Linked DNA regions of Homo sapiens: region 2 is linked to region 1. A link is a loop called in an ENCODE intact Hi-C map of the cell type or tissue named here. Cell type or tissue: endothelial cell of umbilical vein. All regions are shown on one strand. Links, peaks and the distances in the headings refer to the core of each region. The heading gives the core; the rest is flanking DNA.

Region 1 (2,810 bases), core at 2-2,501:
CCTTGTGACATTACTGCTGCTATAATGTGAGAATATTGTTTAATATAATAAAAGTCATGCTTTCAAAAATCAGGAGCATGCATCTGGGGAAACAAAAGCATCCGTTTGTGTATACCTGGGGGGTGGGGCGTGGGGGCAGGCAGACAGTAACACTTGAAAGGAAATCCTAAATCTAAAACATCCCGTTGAGGGTGGCAATCATGCCTGCAGAAGGCAGCAACATGGAGAAAAATAGTTCAATCCCCCGCCCCCCAGCGGTGGTAATGCTCTTCCTCTTCAGAGGGAAAGTCTTTCAGCATCTTTTGTCTTCTCACCCAGATGCCGCCTCCTCTTCCCTTTATTATCGCTGATCTCACACAGAGAGCTGAAAAGCCACAGGGCTCCAGAGGAAAATATGAGGCCCTGCACTGGGGCGCTGAGACCTACAGAGCTGGAGATACTGGTCAGGCTCTTGCCTGGATTTAACCGCAGTAGAGGGTCCATCTCCAATTCGCTCAAACAGCGTTCCTCCATGGCGCTGTTCGTGGTGCTGAAGCCTGCGCCGGGGCGTGGAGGCAGCAACCCACCCACAGGCGCTCTGCTACCAGGGGCTCCAGGCAGGGGTCCATGTGAAGCAAGTGTGGAAATAGCTGCCACCCACAGAGCTACAGCCAGCTCCACAGTCTGGCTCGAAGTCTAGCTCACTGGCTCACTTCTTTGCAATTGCAAAACGGCTGGTTCACTTTTTCTCTTTCCAGGGGATTTCACAAAGCCTAAACTCGAGTTTGCTGATTTGGCATATCTCTTTCTCGATGTCCTCCCTGTAGATGCTAATTCTCTCCCATCCTCTCTCCTTTGTACAATATTTTATCTTTGCAGAACACCTTACAGTTGGCACAGCCCTCACTGGCACAATCAACGGAGCCATTTTTCTTCCACACATAATCATTCGTTTTCCCTCCCACGGCTATTTTTTGCTTTCTTTGCTTCTCTTCCCCCAAGCACAGTCCAACTAAGCAGGAGACTATTACCTCAATGTGCAGGATGGGCAAATCACCTCACCTATGACAGCAGAACTGTTGATTTCTCCTTGGCAATGAATTAGAAGAGGCAGAGGTTACAGTTTCAAAGGACCAGGAAAAAGCCCTTTAAGCTACTTCTAGGAAGATAATGCTTGCATGGGTAGTGATCTGCAGGGTGGGGAATGGGGACAAGGATATTAGGAACAAAGTGAAGGAAGGGGCTTGGACCTTGTGGAAGGTGCAGGGCTTAGTGCAGTTAGAAGACTCCCGGCAGGTGGCACTCTAGTTCACCTGCTGGCGGTGGAAGCCCTGACTGTGCTCCCCGACTCCACTTGAAACCTTTCTTCCACCAAACAGCCCCCCAGCCATGTTTGGAGGTCTGTCTTCCCCTTGATCCAAGCACTTATCAGAACTATATTCCTGCTAAAAGCACCGTTTGCACAATTCTGTTTACTGTAATGCACAGTAATGAAGAGAACATAAATAGAAAATAGAGGGGCAGTGGGGGGATTTTCTGTATGTGTGTGATTGATGGTGCTCAGATCAAAACTGTTTAATCATCAAAACATGATTCAGCAGTTGGGAAATGTAAACAAGTTGTGCAATTGCTTGCTTTAGTCAAAACTCTGGAAAGGGCCCAGAGGGCTGGCCCGAGCCCCTGGGAGGGCAGTGCCAGCAGGATGCGACCCCAACCTTCCTACCAGGGCAGAGCTGCTATGCCTACAGACTGACTGGCGTGACCTTTGGCTTTTGCAGCACACAAGCAGTTGGGCCGGGGTTAATGGCACTTTGCAGGGAGCTCCAATTGAGTAAACAAAAAATGCCTTGCCCTGTTCTAATGGAGCACATTATTCTGAGGCCTAAGCCTTCATCCAGGCTCCTGCAGCTGCTCTGCAGGTCAGTGCTACCAATAAAGCAATTAGCCAATGAGAAAACTCTTCTTCCCCGAGGGGGACTCCAGGGTATTGCTGCAGTTACTGTGCTTTGCTTTGGTTTTTTAAACAAGTGATCCAAGTTGATCTGAGCCTTTTACATCAGACTCTAGGATGAAGACAGTGAAATTGTGTTTGCTGAGTGTGATATTTTAAGGGACTGATCCCTTGTTCAACACAGCCTGGAGAGCTCACTGCTTCCTGTTCAATTAACCTGAACCATAGCTGAACTCTGCCCTTTGAACTCGCTCAGCAGATAAATACATTAGCTCACCTACGAAATCATTAATATTTTTCAATCACATAAAACAAACATGAATGTACAAAAACAACCCAAGAGATAGCCAATTAGAAACAGGTCATGTACCGTGTTGAAAAAAATCACAAATGGATGTTATTTAGACAGGAAAAAAGGATCAGGGAAGAAATGAAATGGATTGTGCCGATGGTTCTGGAGGCAAATGAGACTTACATTTTCATATCTACAAGCAAGAGGGATACTGAGCAATATCTGGCAATTCCTATTGCGTCTACTCTGCTCCACAACAAAAGTTCTACCCGTTGCTTCCCACATCCAGCAGAACACAAAAACTCCAAATCCTCTCTCTTTTCAAGTGACTTCAGTGTTTATGCTCATATACAGAGTCCAAAATATTGCATTTCTGGGGAGAATCCTTTTTCTGATTTGCTACAAATGAACCAAAATAATTGTGGCAACATCACTGCTTTTAAGTGAACCAATCTTAATGAAGCAAACTGGTGGCTTAATTGAAATAATTTTACAGTAGAAAATGATGTTCCTGAGACATTTTTACTCTAGGCATATAAACAGATTTTCTTTTCTCATAAAAAAAAAGATGCCAAATGCATCTATTTT
Region 2 (2,810 bases), core at 256-2,755, 660 kb after region 1:
AAAGCTGGATGTTCTTTATTCCAAGACCATATTTCAAATGTTAAGTTTCATCATCTTTTCCTAGTAAAATGTAAACTCTTTTCATTAAGATTATACACACACACACAAAAACCCTGTGATTATAGCATGGACATTGACTGTCAAAACAATTTTTTAAAACAAGCAATAAAATAAGTGGTTGTGGTTATTTTCATCTCTAAATCAAGGAAAATATTTTCAAGTGATAGGTAAGTTTTACAGAACAAACACAGAAAATTTGTACAGAAAAATTACAAAAACACTAAGTACTGTTACAGATGACTGGGTTGGCATTTAACAGGCTGAAAGAAACCAGATCAATCTCAATCTTGCTGGGGTCAATTCAGGTGCTCAAACAAATAAAAAAAAAATTTTTCTTTATGTTTGTGTACTAGAGGTGCTAAAATATTAACCAAGTCTGCAAATGTCATGCACGATGAAACCATTTATAAATATTAAAACATATTTAAAATACATATTTGTATCAAAATCTGGTTAATAAAAACAGATAGCAGATGTAATATATCATTAGGACAATATCACTAAGGAAAAATAAAATATAAAATACCATACTTCCCCCACAAAAAAAAGCAGGAAGAGAAAGAATGGATTAAGCAAGATATTTAGGTATAATTTGATCATTTTAATCCCAGAATTTATAAACAATACTAGAACAAAATCTATCATTAGCTAATATAATAAAAATATTACAGGTAAAATAGGTTAATATAATTTTCTTGCAATGACTTTAAATTACTGTTTTCCTTCCAATCCGTAAGATCTATTCTGTCATATGCAGATCACAAGGCCAAACAAAAAAACAAGGCAAATACACATACCATCCAATCAACATAAAGAGATAAGAAAATCAGAAACAGGGTACAAAATTATAAATGCCTCACAATCCAATCAAAATTGGATTTCTATATGCATATTCAGTGTCTAAGTGGTAAAACATCACAAGATTATCAACTCAGCTTTTTGCTCTATAAAAACAAGTTGGACATGACTCTGAGTATCTGTACTGGAATACCATGTGCTAGAATAAAGAAAATTTATATTTAAAAGCTTACGAGACACTTGTTCTATTACAAAGACACGTTCCGGTATTCATGTGCAGTGTTTTGTAAAGTACTTTATTTCCATTAGCATTATAAATTTTTGTTCTTCAGCAAATCAGCTACAGAATAATGGCACAAATCAATATTGTACTCTTCACAGAAACTAATATTAGGTCATTTATTATAGCAAAGGCCACTAGAATCTCAGCTAAAGGTATATCAGGCATTTCCATTTGAACACCATTTTTTAAAATGAATGTGTCACAGGCTGAATGAGTGTTTTCTTTTATAAAACAGTCCTCTTAGACTTAAGTATGTACAACTTCTTAAAGCAGATGGTAAGTGAACACCTCTAAGAAAGTCAGCTACGCCTCCTAGGGGCCTTGCCACCAACTACAACTATAGGAGAGGTAATGAATTTCTGCACTGAAGGTATAAAGATAGGGAGAGACTTGTGAATGAGAAAAGGGGGACATGAAGAAAGATCTAAAGTTATTTCAAAGCCTTTCAAGCCCAGCAGTTTTGCCTCAGGGGCCTAAGTGGGATGAGAGAGAGAGAGGCAGGTGAAAATCACACTGGATGGACTCCCCCATCTCCTCACTGCTATACAAGGGACATGTGATTGAATTTCCACATGCTTCACTCCTTGCTTTGTTCCACAAAATGGCAAACTGTCATGGGGTTTCTACTGACATCCTGAGCGCAGGCTGTTGGCTCCATTGTTAGAGGACCGCTTGTGCGGAGGAGTTCCCTGGTAGCAGGAAGTGACTTCATCCTGCGGAGCTCCTAACATACAGAATTAACTTGATAACAGGGAATTTTCTGTTTATTACTTAGAAGTAAAGTCTAAATAACCAATCCATCCAAGAATACTTTCATTTTTAATTTGCCACTTGACTAATGTTCAAGACTTATTAAAAAGATAAAAGAAAACTCACGAGAATATTAAATGTTAACTCAAAGAACCCAAGTCACATGGAACGAATTTCCCTTTTAGATAGTCATGACTGATTAAGAACAAATTCCATTGTTATTCCATTAGGTTAGTGGCCAAATATAGATAAGTAGAACAGTTTAATGCTGCTAAATACGTGATCAGTCTAGAGCGCTTAAAATTAAGCTCAATAGCTCTGACTCTCTGGAAGAAAAAAGAGGAACAAATCTCTCAGGTCCCAATGAAACACTGCAAACAGATACACTACGGATACAGTGTGCTTTGCATAATATAGTTTGTCTTAGACAAACTCTTTCTGCCTCACAATATAAAGTATCACACAGAAGTAGTTTTCATATATATCACTCAGTCATAATTTAGTACTTCCCCTTCTAATCACAATGCATAATCATTTCCAATTGGCTTTGTGAACACTATAAGACAACTATTACAAATATTTTTGAAGAAACCTCATCCTTTAGTTTTAGCTGGTTCATAAAACAGGCATTACAAAAGGGGTATTTTAGAATTATTGAGTTCTTCATGAGTAACTTTCCCGTTCTTTCACCAATTAGAATACTCTTGCTCAAAAAGAAAAGACATCCAGAATACCACAAAGGAGATAGGAAAGTAGTCCAGCAAGCAGAAAGTGAGGAACCAAGAGGGACAGCACAGGGTGCTTACCTAAAGCTTAGGTATATTTTTATCAGAGAGCTCTTATTCTTAGCCAGTTTACTCTTATTTTACATTTAACTCAAGCTTGGTTGCCTGGCATCCACACCCCTACAACACTAGAA

The links. Peaks named below come from ENCODE experiments on the same cell type or tissue, not always from the same donor. Only the 100,000 strongest peaks of a DNase experiment are listed, where the experiment ranks them.
Region 2: a loop joins it to region 1, with 12 times the contacts of the local background. A loop is called at or near these places in 8 of 110 quality-filtered maps.

What each region holds. Positions count from the first base shown.
Region 1 is chr18:57,445,003-57,447,812 of GRCh38, reverse strand. All of the region lies in intron 1 of ONECUT2 (one cut homeobox 2), which reads right to left. Among named protein-coding and RNA genes, the nearest start is that of ONECUT2, 11 kb to the right of the region's middle. RefSeq lists a cis regulatory region at 1,585-1,596 and enhancers at 1,519-1,663, 1,462-1,756. In endothelial cell of umbilical vein, for the core only: a CTCF peak has its summit at 1,235 (motif pointing right); no DNase peak of the experiment used is centred there.
Region 2 is chr18:56,788,441-56,791,250 of GRCh38, reverse strand. All of the region lies in intron 19 of WDR7 (WD repeat domain 7), which reads right to left. Among named protein-coding and RNA genes, the nearest start is that of WDR7, 140 kb to the right of the region's middle. In endothelial cell of umbilical vein, for the core only: a CTCF peak has its summit at 1,475; a DNase peak (open chromatin) is centred at 1,930; H3K27ac peaks cover 1,595 bases.